Linked DNA regions of Homo sapiens: regions 2 and 3 are each linked to region 1. Evidence: chromatin contacts called from ENCODE Hi-C data. All regions are on one chromosome and are shown on one strand. The core of a region is the stretch at or near the end of the contact, and the rest is flanking DNA. Distances in the headings are between cores, read along the strand shown.

What was found. Hi-C counts contacts between places; a loop is a spot of excess contacts on that map. Pooled maps may share reads with other maps.
Region 2: a pooled map shows a loop between it and region 1 (9-fold over the local background). The contact joins the promoter of DRG2 here to the promoter of MED9 in region 1. A Hi-C loop is called at or near these places in 1 of 37 single-sample maps with no recorded cell type and 6 of 50 pooled maps.
Region 3: a map of B cell shows a loop between it and region 1 (14-fold over the local background). The contact joins the promoter of ZNF624 here to the promoter of MED9 in region 1. A Hi-C loop is called at or near these places in 2 of 168 maps with a recorded cell type or tissue (B cell and CD4-positive, alpha-beta T cell) and 6 of 50 pooled maps.

What each region holds. Positions count from the first base shown.
Region 1 is chr17:17,475,551-17,478,250 of GRCh38, forward strand. It overlaps MED9 (mediator complex subunit 9), which reads left to right and starts at 1,450. Exons shown (of 2, transcript NM_018019.3): 1 at 1,450-1,715. The coding sequence starts at 1,492. RefSeq lists an enhancer at 1,454-1,553.
Region 2 is chr17:18,086,680-18,089,379 of GRCh38, forward strand. It overlaps DRG2 (developmentally regulated GTP binding protein 2), which reads left to right and starts at 1,269. Exons shown (of 13, transcript NM_001388.5): 1 at 1,269-1,408. The coding sequence starts at 1,345. RefSeq lists enhancers at 927-1,086, 1,152-1,653, 1,277-1,596, 1,647-1,696, 1,654-2,153.
Region 3 is chr17:16,652,575-16,655,274 of GRCh38, forward strand. ZNF624 (zinc finger protein 624) reads right to left here and starts at 1,276. Exons shown (of 6, transcript NM_020787.4): 1 at 1,190-1,276. LOC124903934 (a long non-coding RNA gene) reads left to right here and starts at 1,318. Exons shown (of 4, transcript XR_007065639.1): 1 at 1,318-1,396; 2 at 1,510-2,624. RefSeq lists an enhancer at 520-1,030 and a silencer at 986-1,185.

The DNA of each region.
Region 1 (2,700 bases), core at 200-2,699:
TACTCCCCAAGGATCTGCCTCCGCACAGCCCTCCCAATGTGCCTGAAAATATCAGCATTGATCCTTTCCCTGGCCACCTTGCTCTTAAGGCTCCTGTTCATCATGCTATGTGGATGTGGACCTCCTCGCCTCTCTGTACTGCCCATGATGGTGGATTACAGCAGAATGGGCTCACCAGTTGACAGCTTTCCCCACTCATGTCTTCTACTCACTAGCTAAGCTTGGGGTGGGTGTCCCCATTGCCCGGAAAATTACTACACAGCCCTCATATCAAACTTGTTTTGAGAAGCATAACCATAAACCCATCTTTGGCCTATGATCCTAGGGAGTCCTCATGCCAACAAGACCTTTTGGGGTCAGCCACGCATGTGAAGTTAGAATGCAGTTTAGGCTGTGCCATGAATCTGAACTAAATATGATTTTAGGGGTGAGGAAACTGGGACCTAGGGGCTTGGGGAACTGGCCCGAAGGTATGGAGAGTACCTGACCTTGTCGTTCTTCCAGGATATGATATTTACTCCTGGCACCAATCCCCTCTACCTTGTACTGAAAGCAAGGACAGCCTGCCTGCAACCACACATACAGGTGGCCATCCAGCAGGTGCATACTAAATGTGTGTTGAGTTGAATTATTAGACTCTTTCTAAGCAACCTTGCAGCATTGAAGGGACCGCAATCCCTTTGCCTCTGCGTCCTTAGGGCTAAACTCGAGGTCTCGATGTCTTGCACTGTGGGCTGGGCCGGGTTTGGTGCCTCACCCAGCAGGTAAGTGCTGTCTACGCCTCCCACAGGTCCAGTGGCTCCTCTCCAGACTTGGGTGCACTGGGCCAGGCTGCACCTTACTAATCTCAAGGCTTCCTGTGTTTGTGGCTTTGGGGCCCTCTTCATCGTGTGAATAGGAATAAGAAGATTGTTATTTCTGGCCGGGTGCAGTGGCTCACGCCTGTAATCCCAGCACTTTGGGAGGCCGAGACGGGCGGATCACCTGAGGTGGGGAGTTCGAGACCAGCCTGATCAACATGGAGAAACCCCGTCTCTACTAAAAATATAAAATTAGCCGGGCGTGGTGGTGCATGCCTGTAATCCCAGCTACTAGGGAGGCTGAGGCAGGAGAATCGCTTGAACCCGGGAGGCGGAGGTTGCGGTGAGCCGAGATCGCGCCACTGCACTCCAGCCTGGGCAACAAGAGCGAAATTCCGTCTCAAAAAAAAAAAAAAGATTGTTATTTCTGAAATAAACCCCTATTTCTCACTATTTAATAATTTAGCAATCTTGACTCACAATCCAAATCCAGGCACCCCAGACCCACCCACGGCCCGTTGCCTAGCAACAGCCTCCCCACCCCCGCCTCCGCGCCTTTTCCCGCCGACTGCCCAGTGCGCACGCTCAGAGCCTTCCTCCACACCCCGCCCCTGCAGGGCGCGCGGTGGTGACGTGTAGAGTGCGCGACGCTTTTGGCGACCCGACCTCTGGCTAACCTACCCCCGGAGCCATGGCCTCTGCTGGGGTGGCAGCCGGGCGACAGGCGGAGGATGTATTGCCGCCAACGTCCGACCAGCCGCTGCCTGACACCAAGCCGCTGCCGCCTCCTCAGCCGCCGCCGGTCCCTGCGCCTCAACCGCAGCAGTCGCCGGCGCCACGGCCTCAGTCACCTGCCCGCGCGAGGGAGGAAGAGAACTACTCCTTTTTACCTTTGGTTCACAACATCATCAAATGGTAAGAACCTAGGAGAGGACCAGGCCCCATACTCCCTCCAGCTTCTCCTCTCAGCCGTTTCAGAGCTGCAAGAGGCCTTGGCGCTCTGGGGCACGCCCCCGTTTCACAGATGGGGAAACTCAGACCCAGAGCGGGAAGAGGCCTTTCCCAAGACCACAGAGACATTCCATGAGTTAAGCAAACGATTTGAGCCTCGAGAGGTGCGATATCCTTAAGAATGAAGCCAGCTTAGAGACTAAATGCAGACTCTTGTCCAGCGGCTCAAATGTTCATCCCAGCGATCTTGAGCAAATTAAATCTCTTTAAGCCTCAGTTTTCTCACCTTTAATGTTGGTAATACTCACTTTAGTTCCTTAGTTCAGCAAACTCAACAGATAAGCATCATCTTCCCTGTGCCAAGTGCTACGGGATGGACGCAGTAAAAGGGGCCAACTTTTCACCCCCAAAGGTTTAGATAGAAGGAAAAAAAGACATGATTGGGAATAACCCACAATTCAAAAAGATTGAGACGGGAGTGGTGGCGATGGGAAACATTAGACTAAGCAGAAACACAGAAGTTGCCTCAGATGATTAGACCCACTTGTACTGACTTTGTTCTAACAGTACCAAAGGAAATAATTGTTGTCATCCTTTTGGCCAGCCTTCAGGGTAGCCTGAGTTTTCAAAGTGACTCTGTAGAGGAAAAACCAAAAACAAAAACACAAAAGTCTCACTGATCCTTATGTTTGCCTAAATTATTATTTTTTTTGAGAGAGGGTCTCGCTCTGTCACCCAGACTGGAGTACAGTGGCGTGATCTCGGCTCACTGCAGCCTCAACCTCCTGGCCTCAAGCCATCCTCCCACCTCATCCTCCCAAGTAACCGGAACCACAGGCATGAGCCATGGCACCCAGCGAATTTTTGTATTTTTTGTAGAGATGGAGTTTCACCATGTTGCCCAGGCTGTAAATTATTTTCATTATGTTACTTCACTGTATATCCACGT
Region 2 (2,700 bases), core at 19-2,518, 610 kb after region 1:
CCACTTTTTTTTTCTTGAGACAGGTTCTCGCTCTGTTGCCCATGCTGGAGTGCAGTGGCAGCATCTTGGGGATCCATTTTGAACCTCTTCAAGCTTGTCCCACCTGAGGTCTGCAGCCACATGTGGCCCAGGACCACTTTGAATGTGGCCAAACACAAATTCGTAAACTTTCTTAAAACATTATGAAATTTAGGCAGGGCACAGCGGCTCACGCCTGTAATCCCAGCACTTTGTGAGGCTGAGGCAGGCAGATCACTTGAGGTCAGGAGTTCGTGACCAGCCTGGCCAACATGGTGAAACCTCGTCTCTACTAAAAATACAAAAATTAGCCGAGTGTGGTGGCACGCGCCTGTAATCCCAACTACTTGGGAGGCTGAGGCAGGAGAATCACTTGAACCCAGGAGTCGGAGGTTGCGGTGAGCCAAGATCACACCACTGAACTACAGCCTGGATGACAAAGTGAGACTCCGTCTCAAAAAAACAAAACTAAAACAAAGAAAAAAAAACTGAGGTTTTTTGTTTGTTTGTTTTTTGAGATGGAGTTTCGCTCTTGTTGCCCAGGCTGGAGTGCAATGGCGCGCAATCTCCACTCACCGCAACCTCCGCCTCCCGGGTTCAAGCAATTCTCCTGCCTCAGCCTTCCCAGTAGCTGGGATTATAGGCGCGCGCCACCACGCCCGGCTAATTTTGTATTTTTAGTAGACATGGGTTTCTCCATGTTGGTCAGGCTGGTCTCGAACTCCCAACCTCAGGTGATCCGCCCGTCTCGGCCTTCCAAAGTGCTGGGATTACAGGCGTGAGCCACCGCGCCCGGCCAAAACATTGAGGGTTTTTTTGGCGATTTTTTTTTAAGCTCATCAGCTATCGTTAGTGTTGGTGTATTTTACGTGTGGCCCAAGACAATTCTTCCAATGTGGCCCAGAGAAGCCAAAAGATTGGACACCTCCATTTATAGTATAAAATGAAAGCCACTAGGCTTTCGGCTCAGCCCCTTTTCCTTACACTGCCAGTCAGCTGCGCTCAGGGACCCGCAGTTCAGAGTTCAACACGGGCAGATTCCCTCTCTTCCTTGCTTGCTCCTGCCAGCCGCAGCCGTGGGCCAGTACAGCATGGCCCGGCCCCGCCCCGGCTCTTTCCAGAGGTCCGCAGCCTGGCCGGCCCAGCGGGCGGAACCGATAGTGTCTGGCACTTGGCTCGCCCGGACTCTGAATCCTGGAGCACCAGGCGCCCACGAGAACGCTGTTCTCTTTGGCTTCCGGGCGCACGCTACTCTGTCGCCGCCGTCAGACCGGAATTGCCGGTGCCGCCGCCACCGCTGTCTGTGCGCCCACCTCTGCTGCTACCATGGGGATCTTAGAGAAGATCTCGGAGATCGAGAAGGAGATCGCTCGGACACAGAAGAACAAGGGTGAGGGCCGGCCGGGCGGGGCCTTCCTTTCTGCCTGCCTCAGTTTTCCTGTCTGTAAAATGGGGGAACAACTCCAGCAGTAATGCTGGGGCAAGATCCGAGGCCGCGGAGAAGTTGCCAGACAAGTGCCGAGGCCGCCCTGCGCGCCCAAGGCAGGGCCAGGCGGGAGCGGGTCTCACGCCCAGGTCTGACTGCAAACGTACCCCAAGAGATCTGGTCAGTCCCAGACCGTGTGCCCGAGTAGAGTAGTCCCAGCTCACAGAGCAAGCATCTGACCCAGAGAGAGGCGGAGCTGGGGTTCAAACCTCAGTCTCCTGATGGCTGGGCCTGGGGCCTGGGTCTACTCTGTTGTTTTGGGAAGTGCAAGAGGAGACCTCTCAGGAACAGCCTCACCCAGCAGCTGAGAGCCCATTGGAGCAAGGGAATCAGGACTCTGGAGTCTGGAAGGCCTGGGTTTGAGCCCCAGGTCCACCACGTACCTTCTGTAAAACATTGGAAAGTCACTTCATTTCTTGGAGTCTCAGTGTCCTCATCTGTAAATGGGGTAATACTCCCCTGCTCCATCTTAGTACACAGCTGAGTTAAATTAGATGGCCTTTACAAAGCACTGGGCACATGGTGAGCACTCAGTATTTAAAGTAAACACCCCAACATAGATAATACATAATGAAGCCTCAAATCTGGACTTTAGAATGTAAGGGCTGGAGGAGCTCACAGAAGAGAGGTGAGGAGAGAACGATGACACCAGGACAAAGTGGGACTTGAGCTGGTTGTTGGAAGGGTATCCCAGGTGGGGGCCACTGCTGAGACAAAGACATGGGAGTGAGCATGGTATGTTCATGGGACAGTGAGAACAATCTAGATCAGAAGGGGGTTATGGAAGAGTAATGGGAGATGCAATTGGCCAGGCTAGTGGCTAGCCATTCAGGCTTGTGGGAGCAGGAAGCAAGCAACACTAGATAGCTGGTCCCAGTGTCTGCCCTCCCTTGGTTCCATTTAGGTTTGAAGGCCAAGGAGTTGAGGGCCCTCTATGACTCATTCCTTCTGTAAATCTTTTTTGTTTGTTTGTTTGAGACAGTCTTGTTCTGTCACCCAGGCTAGAGTGCAGTGGTGCCATCTGGGCTCACTGCAACCTCTGCCTCCCAGGTTCAAGCGATTCTCCTGCCTCAGCCTCCAAATAGCTGGGATTACAGGCACGTGCCACCACACCCGGCTAATTTTTGTATTTTTTTAGTAGAGAGGGGGTTTTGCCATGTCGTCCAGGCTGGTCTCAAACTCCTGACCTCAGGTGA
Region 3 (2,700 bases), core at 26-2,525, 820 kb before region 1:
ATAATTAGAATAAACAATATTTAACATTTAATATATTCAGCTTGATCTCAATTGTGCAAATGTAATGCATAGAAAAAAAGACTGAGTAACCCAAAACTCTACTGAGACCTCTGAGACCTGGGGCTGTGATGTTTACCCTTCTTTCTGCTTTTCTGTACTCTCCAAGCAGACAAGAAGAAGTATCTACCTATACATAGGAGTGTGGAATAGGAATAAAATCCCAGAGTGGCTGGCCACATCCCCAGGTTCTAACCCTGCTTTGGCTACCGTAAAACTGTGACCACAGGCAAGTCACTTGAGCACAACGAATCAGCTATTAGTACATGACAGTAGCCACCTTATATGTTTCTACTGTCCCCTTTGTCATTATGCAGAAGATATCTAGGCCACTATTCCCCAGTTATAATTTCCCTATTTACAAGCTCTGTCTTTCCAACTATTGCAAACGTATCCAGAGACTTAAGGAGAAACTTTACTTGTTTTGCTTCCTTGGCCAGTGCAGTTATTTAGAAATAATGAAGGGTCCATGTTTTTGCTGAGAATCTCAGCGCCATGTACCAGTCCAGCATTTCCCAACCAATGCAATAATACCATTGTCATGTCAGGGAGTGACAAGTGATTAAAAGGTGATTACAGTATTTGAAATGTGACATTTCAGGAAAAGCTGCCTCGGTTACTGAGTAGCGCAGGTCCCCCGATGTGGAACCTAGTTCCATCCCTGCCAGTTCAGAAGCCAGAGCGGATATGCTCCTGCCAACCTCGCCTTCTTTCCCTAACTGCTCTCCTCTACCCACTTCGGGTATGCCCTCCTCAGGGCCTGCAAGGCGCGGGGCTGGGAAGACCGGGAAAGTCGGGTCAGGGGCCCGCCCGCCCTACTCGACTCCCTGCGCCCTGCGCCCGGCTCTTTTTAACCCCAGCGCCGCCAGGCCCGCAGGGAGGGGGTTCCCGGGTTTGGACCCGGACTAGGAGGCCGCATAGGGCACGCGGCCCTACCTGTGAGGGAGGCCAGCTGGAGACTGAACCCACACTCGGGAAGGAGGCCCAGCCCCAATCGCCTCTCAGGAGTGGGCGGGTCCGCTCAGGGACAGGGGCTCTAGAGGGAACGGCCACGCCCCGGACGCCGCCGGGAGCCAAGCGCCAAGGGAGGGGCGGCGGGCAACCGAGGCCAGGCGCCCGGGACAACGAGTACCTGGCGGCCGAACTGAGGACAACTGAGGGAACTCGCAGAGCAGGGCGGGAACGCTTCCAGCAATGGCGGCGGCTCGGCGGTGCCGGCCTCCAGGCAGGGCATTGCGCCTGCGCAGCCGGAGCGTCGGAACTACAGTGCCCAGAATCCTCAGCGCCTGAGCCCCCCGCCCCTTTTGTCTGCGTTAGTGAAGGAATTGGCTCTTCGAGGGTGAGAAAAAATTCCAATTGGATACACTTCTGTTGAGAAGCCTTGACTATGTGTCAAAAGCAATAGCACTAGAGATACAAATAATGACACAACCCTTGTCTTGGAACATTTAGGTGCGACTAAAGAAAGCCGTCGAGAGAACAGATAGATGTGATCCAGACAAATATGTGAACAAGTGCTTGGAAACACATATTTCTGAACAATTCCCTTTATGACAATTCCCTCAGAGTTGGAAGAGACAACAATTGATGACTATAATGCCAATTAAGTAGAATGGATATGAATGTCTGAAAATAAGCTGGAAATTTTAAGGCCAAAATTCTTCGAAATACAAAGAAAAAACCTTTCTGAAGACAAATAGCTGTAGAAGTTCTCCTCAATGCATACAAATGATAATTCTTAAAACACAATGACTGAAAGTATTTATTTGCAACAAATTTATTTGACCACTTATTCAAGGGCTGCTCGTCCAAGAGCTATATTAAGGTCTATTTACTTTATCCCTACCAAAGGCGGTATTTTTTGAGGATAGAAACTACATCTCATGGAGTTTATCACTCAGAGTGCCTACTTAGGAGACTGCTTGCATACTGAATGAAACGAAGGAAGAATGAATGAATAATTTGGGACCCCACCTCCCAACACACTTCCACATATCGAAATGCACACGGAATGAGGTACATCTTCTAAGGAGAGTGGCATTGAAGAGTAATCAAAACAACAGGATATTCACAGGAGGACTGGAATAAAACGAAATTTCCAGTGAAAAAGATTACTCAAAATATTTATTCAATACACTCTGAAATTAGAAACTAAGCAAATGTCTTTTGGAGATCCCAGTTCCCTCACATTCCCCACAGATGAAGATGAGCCAAACAGAAGTCCAAAACTTAAACATTACAAAACAAATAATAAAATAAGACACTGTGACTGAAAATCAGCACAAACAATAAACGGCAGAAATATATCCCCCAAAACTTCAGAGGCAGAGCTCATTTGATTAAAAATTTAAAATTATTACATTTAAAATGTTTAAGGACATGATAGATGGAATTAAAAACATTATCAACAAACAACAGAATGTAAAATAAGCCACCAGGAAAGTTTAGAGAAACATACACATTTCGTTAAACTATTAAAAAAAAATGTTTAACACAATATTTAGGGTAGATTATTACTTCTACAGGGATAAAGTCCAGGAAAGACAGACACACAGGTGACTTCAAAGGTATTGGTAGTGTTTTATTTCTTAATTTTGGTAGGAGTACACTGTTCAATTTGTAGTGATATTTGTTATAGGCAAT